Regions from separate parts of the Homo sapiens genome. Here region 2 is linked to region 1. A link is a loop called in an ENCODE intact Hi-C map of the cell type or tissue named here. Cell type or tissue: endothelial cell of umbilical vein. All regions are shown on one strand. Links, peaks and the distances in the headings refer to the core of each region. The heading gives the core; the rest is flanking DNA. Region 1 holds the start of MIR7844 (microRNA 7844). Region 2 has its middle 40 kb from the start of TMCC3.

Evidence for each region. Peaks named below come from ENCODE experiments on the same cell type or tissue, not always from the same donor. Only the 100,000 strongest peaks of a DNase experiment are listed, where the experiment ranks them.
Region 2: it touches region 1 in a loop (5-fold over the local background); 1 of 110 quality-filtered maps calls a loop at or near these places.

The regions. Positions count from the first base shown.
Region 1 is chr12:94,569,543-94,574,899 of GRCh38, forward strand. It overlaps TMCC3 (transmembrane and coiled-coil domain family 3), which reads right to left. Exons shown (of 4, transcript NM_020698.4): 4 at 1-2,195. The coding sequence ends at 1,893. MIR7844 (microRNA 7844) reads right to left here and starts at 1,810; the gene lies at 1,689-1,810. In endothelial cell of umbilical vein, for the core only: no CTCF peak of the experiment used is centred there; DNase peaks (open chromatin) are centred at 849 and 2,199; H3K27ac peaks cover 2,466 bases.
Region 2 is chr12:94,688,085-94,693,462 of GRCh38, forward strand. No RefSeq gene overlaps it. Among named protein-coding and RNA genes, the nearest start is that of TMCC3, 40 kb to the left of the region's middle. RefSeq lists an enhancer at 1,009-1,248. In endothelial cell of umbilical vein, for the core only: no CTCF peak of the experiment used is centred there; DNase peaks (open chromatin) are centred at 1,327, 2,187 and 2,267; H3K27ac peaks cover 1,561 bases.

The sequences.
Region 1 (5,357 bases), core at 1-5,000:
ATGAAATGACATTTATTGTTTAAAAAAGCGTGAGTCTGGAATTAGATAGTGGTGATGGTTGAACAAGTTTGTGAATTTACTAAAACCACTCAATTGTACGCTTAAAAAAAAAAGCAAGCTTGAGCTGCCTAAGTCCCGCTCACACACACTGGACTTGTACTAAATGCTCAACGATTCCATTCTCTCAGACTATGGAACATTCTGTCACATTTTTTTCCTTCAGGAGATTTCCCTAAGAAGAGCTGTTTGCAAAATATTGCACTTAATTTGAATCCAGGGGGACCTGATGTCTCCTGGAAGAAAACGTACACTCACATGCCTTCCTGCCTGCAGCAGATGGCGGGAGTGGTGGGACAAGGGGCTCAACAGCAGTTTCCATGAACATTGTTTCCATCTTCCTCTTTGTTATACACACAGAGACACAGATTTAAAGGAAAGTATCATCTGGGCTGAAGGCGGTGAATGGTATCCCCCAAACAGGGATGTGAACTTTTGAATGTTTTCAGCTCAGAGGCAGTATGGTCGTCCTAATACCTCAGGACTTATGTTCAGTGAGATGTTAAGAGACAGGTGGCAACCTTGGCTCAAACACTGGACTTAATTTATTTTATTCTTGCTAGTCTTTCACTTCTCAAAGACGATGCTCTCAATCTTCATCCAGGTGAACTGCTCCCACTAATCTAGCCACCATTCAGTCACACCCTACGTCCTCGTTTCCTCATGCTTTCAGCGTTCCGACACCTCAGTGCACTTGAACTTTAGAGGCTATGGTTCGGTTGTCCTTCAAGGAAAAAACTGCAACATGACCATCATTTGTTTTCATTTCCTGAGTAAGCTTTGCAGTCCCTCACAGACCTGTGAATAAGATGAATCACATAAAGTGAATCATATCCTCCAGGGGGGCTTATCACAATCAAGATTTGCCAAAAAACAGCCAGGCATGGTGGCTTGTGCCTGCAGTCCCGGCTGCTTGGGAGGCTGAGGTGGGAGGATCCCTTGAAGCAAGGAGTTTGCAACCAGCCTGAGCAATATTTAGCAGAGCCCTGTCTCAAAAAAGAAAAAAGATTTGCCAAAACACAAACCTTCAGAGTAGTGCTCACAGGATTCCAAATTAATGTTAAAGTCACAGTCTGATGAGGGATTTGAAAACATTCCTGCACACTCTGAAGGCTGGGCATTTGCTAGCCAGTTGAGACAAAATCAGGTGTTGGTTGCCTGGGTATGAGAAGGTGAAAGCCCCATTCATAAATCCCTATGCCTTCCCATTTAAAGTGTAACAAAACCCCTCAGGTAGACTTGTTGGATAACAGGTGTGTGATAAGATTTCCACGTTACAGGGTCATACACGACTGACTGCTGTGGACACTGAGTACATGACGGGACCTATGGTCCCCTGGAGAGAAGCAGGGTGGATCACACGGGGACCATAGGCCACAGTGTTTAACACTGCCCAAGCCTGTGATTCTTCATTCCCTGAATCATGCATATCCTTGCTTTTTATAGGACTCACAGAAAACAACCATTAGCAATTGTGAAGCTCAATTCTGACAGAGACTTAGGAGAGAGACCTCTTTCTTCAGGATCACCAATTATGCCAAGGTCTCAATATACAGAGGTTTACCACGCTGGGCTGGTCAGGTGGGCAGGAAATCGGTCTGATTAAGGCAGTGAGCAAGGTAGGAGAGCTCTGAAACAGATTCGTGTTAACGAAGTACAAGGACTGAGTTGGCAACTGCTACGGAGTTAAGAGAATTGTAGTTATTTACACCACACAGTCCTAGTTTTTCTTACACACGAGTCCGCACAATCATTCACTGTAAAATTTGGTAGTATGCACAGAGTTTTCTTTAAAATAAAAACTTGAAAGAACTTGAAGGCAGGAACCAGTGGCTTCATCTTGGTATTATCATCCTTTCTATGGCACACAGGATATGGTCCCAGTTTTTACAAAATATAGCAAGAAGAGTCACGGCAAAGAAGGTGCCAAGAATGTGGCAGCGACTCTTCATCATGGGTGAGACGAACTTCGCGATGGTGGACACACACACTAAGATGACAGTCATGAAGGCCAGGATCACGTTGATGCACCTCCCCAGGAGAACTTTAGCATTCACGGTGTCTGTCTGCAGAGCTTGCTGCTCTTGCTGGTGGAGCTCCAGCTTAGAAATGCGAGTCTGGCAGGATTCCAAGGCTTCCTGTGAGCAAGAGGGAGAGCAAGGGTCAAACGGTGTTGGGATGGTGAGCAACACGTGAGTGCTCGCTCAGCTGTACACAAAAGCCCCAGCTCAGAAAGCCCAATGCCCAGGCGGCTGCAAATCCCCAAACCGATGATGATGGTGATAGACAAAGATGTGGAACAAGAATCCCAGGCTCATTTTCTCCTGTTGTTCACGAGTAGAAGAGCATGTGGATACAACCACAAAATACCATAAATGAGGAAGTATGGCTAAGTTTTTTGACTTTACCTGTTTTTTTTGAGATGTAGTCTTGCTCTGTCGCCAGGCTGGAGTGCAGTGGTGCGATCTCAGCTCACTGCAACCTCCGCCTCCTGGGTTCAAGCAACTCTCCTGCCTCAGCCCCCCAAGTAGCTGGGACTACAGGTGCGCACCACCATGTCTGGCTAATTTTTGTATTTTTAGTAGAGATGGGGTTTCGCCATATTGGCAAGGAAGGTCTCGATCTCCTGACCTCGTGATCGGCCCACCTCGGCCTCCCAGAATGCTGGGATTATAGGTGTGAGCCACCATGCCCAGCCGACTTCATCTTTTTTTTTTTTTTTTTTTTTTGAGACAGAGTTTCACTCTGTCACCCAGGCTGGAGTGCAGTGGCGTGATCTCGGCTCACTGCAACCTCTGCCTTCTGGGTTTAAGCAATTCTCCTGCCTCAGCCTCCTGAGTAGCTGGGATTACAGGTGCACGCCACCACGCTTGGCTAATTTTTGTATTTTTAGTAGAGACAGGGTTTTACCATGTTGGCCAGGCTGGTCTCAAACTCCTGACCTCAAGTGATCTGCCTGCCATGGCCTCCCACAGTGGTGGAATTACAGGCGTGAGCCACCATGCCCAGCCTGACTTTACCTATTTTTGAAATAAAGTGATATAAAATATTGGTGCCTGTTGGTGCCATCAGGGACAAAGCAGAGAAGGAGGGAGGTTCCACTTTGTGACTACTCCACCTTTCAGCCAAGGAGTGTGTGGGATCTCCAATGGTCAGTCCTTATTTCCACCGCTCAAAGATTTTTGTCCATCAGTTAGAGATTGGCGGAGGAAGGCGAGAGAAGGGAGGGGAAGGGACTGGGGCTGACTGTGGGGCAACTGTGCTTTCACCTGCTCTCTGAACGCGGTGTTACTCAGGACACCATCCGAGGCTATCTCCCTGGATCTCGTCCATGCCAAGTCTTCAATTACTAAGACACAGATGGCTACAAGTGTATCTCTAGGCCAGTTCTTCTTCTGAGATTGACTCACAGATCTCCATGCCTCTTTGACATCTCCATCAGAGCTTCCTGAAAGCACCTCAAATGCAACACGTACAAATGTGGCTTCATGTATTGCAGCTACCCAACACCTGCAGTCAACCCTCTTCCCTTCCAGTGTCCTTCTTCTCAGAGTACAGCACCATGATCCACCCAGTTCCTCATACCAGAAGCCTAACGGGCATACCCTGATACCCTTCTCATCCAACCCGTCGCCCAGCCACGGAGGCAACATCCAGTTTCTAGCTCAATTGGTCCGGTTCTCTCTCCACCCGGTCAGCACCCCAATCTAAGTCACCGGGATCTCCTGCCTGCAATAACCTTACACGAATTTCCCTATACACTCTTTTGTTCCCCACCCTTACGAATCCATTTTCCACACAGCCACCCAAGCGGTCTTTTAAGGATGCATATTTGGTATCACTCCTTTTCATAAAACCTTTACAATCTTTAATATGGCCTTCTGAGGCCTTGCAAGGCCAGGTTCAGCTCCCTCTCCTCCCTCACTTAATGACTTCATGCCAGCCGCTTGCCCTGTCACAGTACTCTGGCCTTTTCTAAGTTCTTTTTTTCTTTTAAGAGACAGGGTCTCACTCTGTTGCCCAGGCTAGGGTGCAATGGCACAGTCAGAGCTCACTTCAACCTCAACCTCTGGTCTCCTGCCTCCATTCCTCCTGAATGACTGGAATTACAAGTGCGAGCCACCACACACAGCTTTATTCTAAGTTCTGAAAAGGAGCACAGACTCACCTCAGGGCTTCTGCATATTCAGTACACTCTGCCTGAGACATGTGCCTCCCCCACTCCATCCCTTCTTCACCCGTGGATCTCCCACTCATTTTTTAGGTCTCGCCTTGATTGCCACATCCCTGGGGAAGCCTTTCCTGATCCATGAGATGAGATCAAGTCTCCCTTCAGCTCTCCTCCCCAACCACAAGACATACGCTGCCTGAGGACAGGAACTAGCCCATCTTGCATTTGCTGTCCTCTCCAGCACAGAGCCAGCGCCAGGCATGCAGCACGTGCCACACACTGGCTGAATATGAAAGAGACAGCTAGGTGCCAGTAAGAGAATGTGAGGCTTGATGGGTACAGTGGCGCATGCCTGTAATCCCAGCATTCTGGGAGGCCGAGGCGGGTGGATCACTTGAGATCAGGAGTTCAAGACCAGCCTGGCCAATATGGTGAAACCCCCTCTTTACTAAAAAAAAAATACAAAAATTAGCTGGGCATGGTGGCATGCACCTGTAATACCAGCTACTCAGGAGGTTGAGGCAGGAGAATCACTTGAACCCAGGAGGCGGAGGTTGCAGTGAGCCGAGATCACGCCACTACACTCCAGCCCAGGCAACACAGTAAGACGGTCTCAAAAAACAAAAAAAAAAAACAGAATGTGAGGCTTGAGAGAGAAACCTTCAGGCCTGCTGGGTGAAAAGGATCTAACTAGAGGTAGTACAATGTGCCCCTCTCTGTTCTAACTCATTTGCCCATCTGTGTTTGCTCAATTAAAATATAGTCACCTTTTCAGGTTTTAAACAAGAATAATGGCTCCAAGATTGATTTGCTTTTCTTCTGCTGAATAACTCTATGGGCCAAAGAACAGGTTCTCTGTTACTATAGTAACTTCTATTATACTAGGCTACCAACGAAAAGGATAAAACTTCTTCAGATCTTACATTCTAGAAAGTGCTGGCTTTCAGCAATAACAGGCATGTACTAGAAATCATGTGTTCTTTTCAACTACTTGGGTCCAAGGTTTCCTCTATTTTAGGCATAACACAGAAAAGGTGATGGAACAAGACAAAAGACCAACCTTTTAGGAAAATCCATGAATCTTTGATTATAAAATGAATTACGTGTACAAATAGACCGATCTTAGAAT
Region 2 (5,378 bases), core at 282-5,281, 120 kb after region 1:
GCTGGGATTACAGGCATTTTAAATTCACGACCAGAAACTAGGACTGCCAATTGGCAATCCTACCACATTCCCTGGTCGATTTACTCTGCCGCGCTGCTAGATGGTTAATTCATACTCCTCTTTCCTCAAACTTCCGACACCTCTCCTCCTCCTCCATCTTCACTCTTGGCTCATGATCTTGTTTTCTACTTCTCTGAAAAGTAATTGAAGCAATCAGGAGAGAATTTCCACACATTCCCTCTACCACATCTATTCCCACCTGCTCCTGTGCCCATATATACTCTGCCTCCCTCCTGCTGCCATGGATGAACTGTCTGTGACCCTGAGGCCAACCCCTTTCCTCATCTTTCGCAGTCCGAGCCCCCTTCCCTACTTAGGAGCCCTGCACCAGCAATTCTGCCCTCTTTCCTGCATTGTCATATTTCTCTCTCCATGCATCACTTCCAATAGCATACAAACACGCTGGTATTCCCCTACCCTTAAATATCCCTCTCTTGACCCCGTTAACCTCTGTCAAAACTAAGTCAAATCTGGTCATTCCTGTTTGAAACCCCCTAATGGCTCTCGTCTCACTTAGAGAAAAGTCAAAATCCTACAAGACCCTATATAGTCAGAGCCCATCTACTTACTACTCCACCACCTGTGTTCCCTGTTCCTAGAACACACACCGGGCCTCCTCCTTGCTCAAGGCCTTCGTATCTGCTGTTTCCTGAAAGGCTCTCTGAGTATCTGAATGTTCATTCCCTCACTTCACATCTTCACTCAAATGCCATCTTTTCAGAGAGGCTTTCTTTGGCCTCCCTACACAAAATAACCACCACACTCCCTCATATTACCCATCTCTCTTCCCTGCTTTATTTTTCTTCTTAGCACTTCACGCTTTCTAACCTACCATACCAACCTTACTTGTTAGGTTTATTGACTGTTCCCCCCATTTGAATATAAGCCCCATGACAGCAAAAAAAAATTTTTGTCTGTTGTGTTTGCTGCCAAACATATTCTCTAGCTAGCACTGCAGTGCCTGGTACATAGGAGGTGCTCAATAAAAGACACAGACATAATGTAGGTCATCTTAAAGTTTGCACAGTCATGCTCATTTATGATTCTTCTGCAGCCTCTGCTTAGAGTTCTCTGAATCAAACCCATGGACCTCGTCTTACCATGGTCTACTGTGTACATGTCTTTTTGTCTTTCAAATAAAATCTGACTGTAGAACGAGAAAAGCGAAGGACCTGGAGTGCCTTCAGCAATGCACTGAGTCTCTTTCCTCGCTTTCATTTTGGTTTCTACTAAGTTTGGTATGGAGAGAGGAAGCATTTGTGTCTATCTTGGAGAGAGAGCAGAGAAGATCTTGCAGGGGGTTTCAGCATGAGTATTTGGCAACAGAAAGGATGATTCAGAGCTTGAACGTGAAACTCATACAGAGGCTTAGGGGAAAAAAAATAGGAGCTAGAAAGAGAAGGGAGAATCAGTCCTATCGCCTGAGAATATGGTTCTCTGGATCAGAAAGACACTGTGGCCCAAAGCAGATTCCAAAGATGAAAGGAGAAGCGGCATTCCACACCAGGAATAAATGTTTTAGCCTTGGTTAAAAGTAAACATAAAAGCAAATCACCACAGGATTAAGATTTCAAAACAATAAGGAGGCAGTGAGCTCTAGAGTCAGAAAGACCTCGCTCTAAGTCCAGCTTCCACCACCTCGGAGCGCTGGGACGCAGTTCTCAGGGTTGCAGAGGATTTCAATGCAAGCCTGGAGCACTGTCTGGCAAACGGTGGGGCCTCAAGGGATGTTAGTTCCTTCCCCCGCTACAGCCTCCACTGCATCCCCACAGCCCCGCACCACGTAAGACACATAGCAGATGCTCAAGAAATACTAGTTTGATGAACGGATGGGTAACACAAGAGGAATCAGTTCCCAAATCAAGCTGCTTCTGCCCTCACACCAGACTTCATAGAATTCACTTGCTTTTTTATCACTTTCCTGCATCCCCTTGCCCTCTGCCTCACCCACTCCCAAAACCATCTTCACGTTTGTTGTTTGTGTTCCCACTCCACAATGGAGCCGGCGTCAGCTACGTCAATCCTCGAGCTGCCAAACGTTCATTTCCATTTAAAAACATCGTGTTTTAGCAGAGAAACGTGGACTAGGGAGGCACGGTGCAGACACCAGCCTCCATCTATTACTCCAGGCTGACAGATTTTTTTTAGCAGAGTCTTGTTTTTCTCCTCTGAAGGAAAGCTTGTTTCCATAGAAGGATTTCCCCTCTTTGTGTTCTTGCTTCATTCACAGTTTTAGTGTTTACTTTTGCTTTTTATCTTTGCATAATCCTTGCTGTTTTAAGAATCTGAGGAGACTCTGGACTATAGTCCCTCACCCTCCCCTGTAAATATCTCTGGTTCATGCCAATAGTGGCTGACACATTTCCCCAGTTTTCCTTCACATCTTTGTCGTGTGAAAAAATGCTGGTAAATCATGTGGACAAGCCTCAGATGACTTGGTATTTGTTCATGGGACATTTTTCAAATCCTTCTGCCAAGATTTTGTGCAATAATCAGTTTGTTTTAATGCAGTTCATGGAGAGAGGGTTCCAGTTCTGCACTGGCTGTGCAACCACCAACCTTTCTGTAAGTCCACCAAGGGTCTGGAGGCGGAGGGCCTCAATGCTTGGAAGGCCAGGAGGCCCACTGCTCAGGGAACAGGTGTGCTCATGGAAGTAAGTGGCTGGCCTCCAGGACTAGCTCATAAGCAATGGGGAAACTAGGGTTGGGAACTGTTTGGTGGAGCAGCAAAAAAAGTGATGCCATCGGGGCAACCCCAGCGTGAGTGAGGGCAGGGGACTCTTCTTGTCTTGTTCACAATGTCCCCAGCACCTACCTGTGTGCACAGCTCAGGACTGGTATTCTGTAAATATTTGTGGAATGAATAAATGAACAAATGAGGTAGAAAGACAGGGTACCACGAGAATCCTCTTGAATAAAATGGAGAGTTTTGAAAGGGATTAAATTGCTATTGTCATGTTTAATTTTACTGGAAAATATTTGTAATTCTACTGAAACACCAGGTTGGTGTGGTCTAGAGAAAAAAAATACTAGACACCATTTTTTTTCCATATAAGACAAACCAAAGCAAGGAACTTCATTTTTTAAAATTTATTATTTTTTTTTATTTTAAATGTTTTTTTTCTGGGTACATAGTAGGTGTATATATTTATGGGGTACATGAGATGCTTTGATACAGGCATGCAATGTGAAATAAACACATCATGGAGAATGGAGCATCCATCCCCTCAAGCATTTATCCTTTAAGTTACAAACAATCCAATCACATTCTTTAAGTTATTTTAAAAATATACAATTAAATTATTATCGACTATAGTCACCCTATTGTGCTATCAAATAGTAGGTCTCATTCCTTCTATTTTTTTTTGTATCCATTAACAATCCCAACCTCCCCGCCAACCCTCACTACCCTTCCCAGCCTCTGGTAACCATCCTGTTACTCTCTATGTCTATGAGTTCAATTGATTTGATTTTTCGATCCCACAAAATAGGGGACTTTAGGCAAAAAAATAATTGATGCCTAGTATGTGCCAAATATGGTGTAAATAGGAGGTGAGAAACCAAGATAACTTGTGTATATAATGCTATACACCTGGAGTTATTATGCAAACATACAGAGTTACAATAATTGAGCACTTGCTGCATGCCAGACACTATGTAATTCTTCTACTACCACTAAGATGTTGTACCATTATTATTTCCATGTTACAGATTTAGAAACTGAAGCTCTGAGACATTAAAAAAAAAAACAAAAAACCCAGCTCAATACAAGGTAACCTTGAAAATAATATGACACTCGAATTTTCCAGTGAAAAAATTACCCTCTTCCAGAGATTTTTGGCTAACCTGAATTAAAAAGCTTTTAGAAATGACAGCACAAAATCTCATACACATTGTTCAAAATAAGAAACCTACCAAGGTCACTGACTTAATTTTTCCTTTGGTCAAAAGAAGAAGAGACAGAAATAAGTTTCTGAATTTATTTCTCAGAGAACAGCTGTGCCCACTGATCAAACTTAATGTAATCTTTGGGAGTTACAGTTACCAATTTGAATAATGTTACCCCATGACAATTAATTAGCATGTAATGTTATTTCCATTGGAGACATTATTAAATTTTAGAAAGTCTAGATGTCTCCAAGTGGGCTTCTTAGAGATAACTCTGAAAGGATATTTAATGGTAACGAAACACAGGGTAGGATTTTACTGTGGGAATGTTTTCAGGCTTCCATTTTATCCAGCAGCTTTCCTCTGAATGGCTTTACTGTTTATCACTCAGTGTCATGCGCTCGCTCTCTCTCTCTCTGTGTGTGTGTATATATAATATATATTATATATATTATATATATTTATATATATATATATATATTTTTGATACTGAGTCTTGCTCTGTTGCCCAGGCTGGAGTGCAGTGGTGCGATCTTGGCTCACTGCAGCCTCCTCCTCCTGAGCTCAAGTGATCCTCCTGCCTCAGTCTCCCAAGTAGCTGGGACTACAGACGCATGCCACCACGCCCAGCTAATTTTTGTATTTTTGGTAGAGACAGGGTTTCGCCATGTTGCCCAGGCTAGTCTTGAACTCCTGAGCTTGGGTCATCCACCCACCTCGGCCTCCCAAAGTGCTGAGATTACAGGCGTGAGCCACTGCAGTCCCTATATTTACATCAACAGCCTCTCTTAGAGGCCTGGAGTTTCTCTATGATATGGTTTGGCTGTGTCCCCACCCAAATCTCATTTTTAATTATAGTTCCCGTAATTCCCACATGTTGTTAGAGGGACCTGGTGGGAGATCACTGAATCATAGGGGTGGTTTCCCCCATACTGTTCTCATGGTAGTGAGTAAGTCTCACGAGATCTGATGGTTTGATAAGAGGAAACCCCTTTGGCTTTGTTCTCATTCTCTCTCATCTGCTGCGATGTAAGATGTGCATTTCACCTCCCACCGTGATTGTGGGGCCTCCCCAGCCACATGGAACTGTGAGTCCATTAAACCTCTTTTTCTTTATAAATTACCCAGTCTCGGGTATGTCTTTATCAGCAGCATGAAAACGGACGAATACAACCAGCAATGCTAAAAAGGAAAAATACACTTTCAAGACCACAGGCAAGATTTTATTTGCTGGGTCTGAATCAGATACACAGACCCCAGACAAATCTAAGGCTAAGTGAAAGAATACGAGAAGAAACAGATTTTCAGGAAGGAATGTGAGACCTATAGCATTTTTCTTCCAGGGATGAAATCATGTGATAATCGGACATCTACTATCCATCAATTTCATTCAATAAACATATTTCAAATGTCTTTATCATGATTAGAGC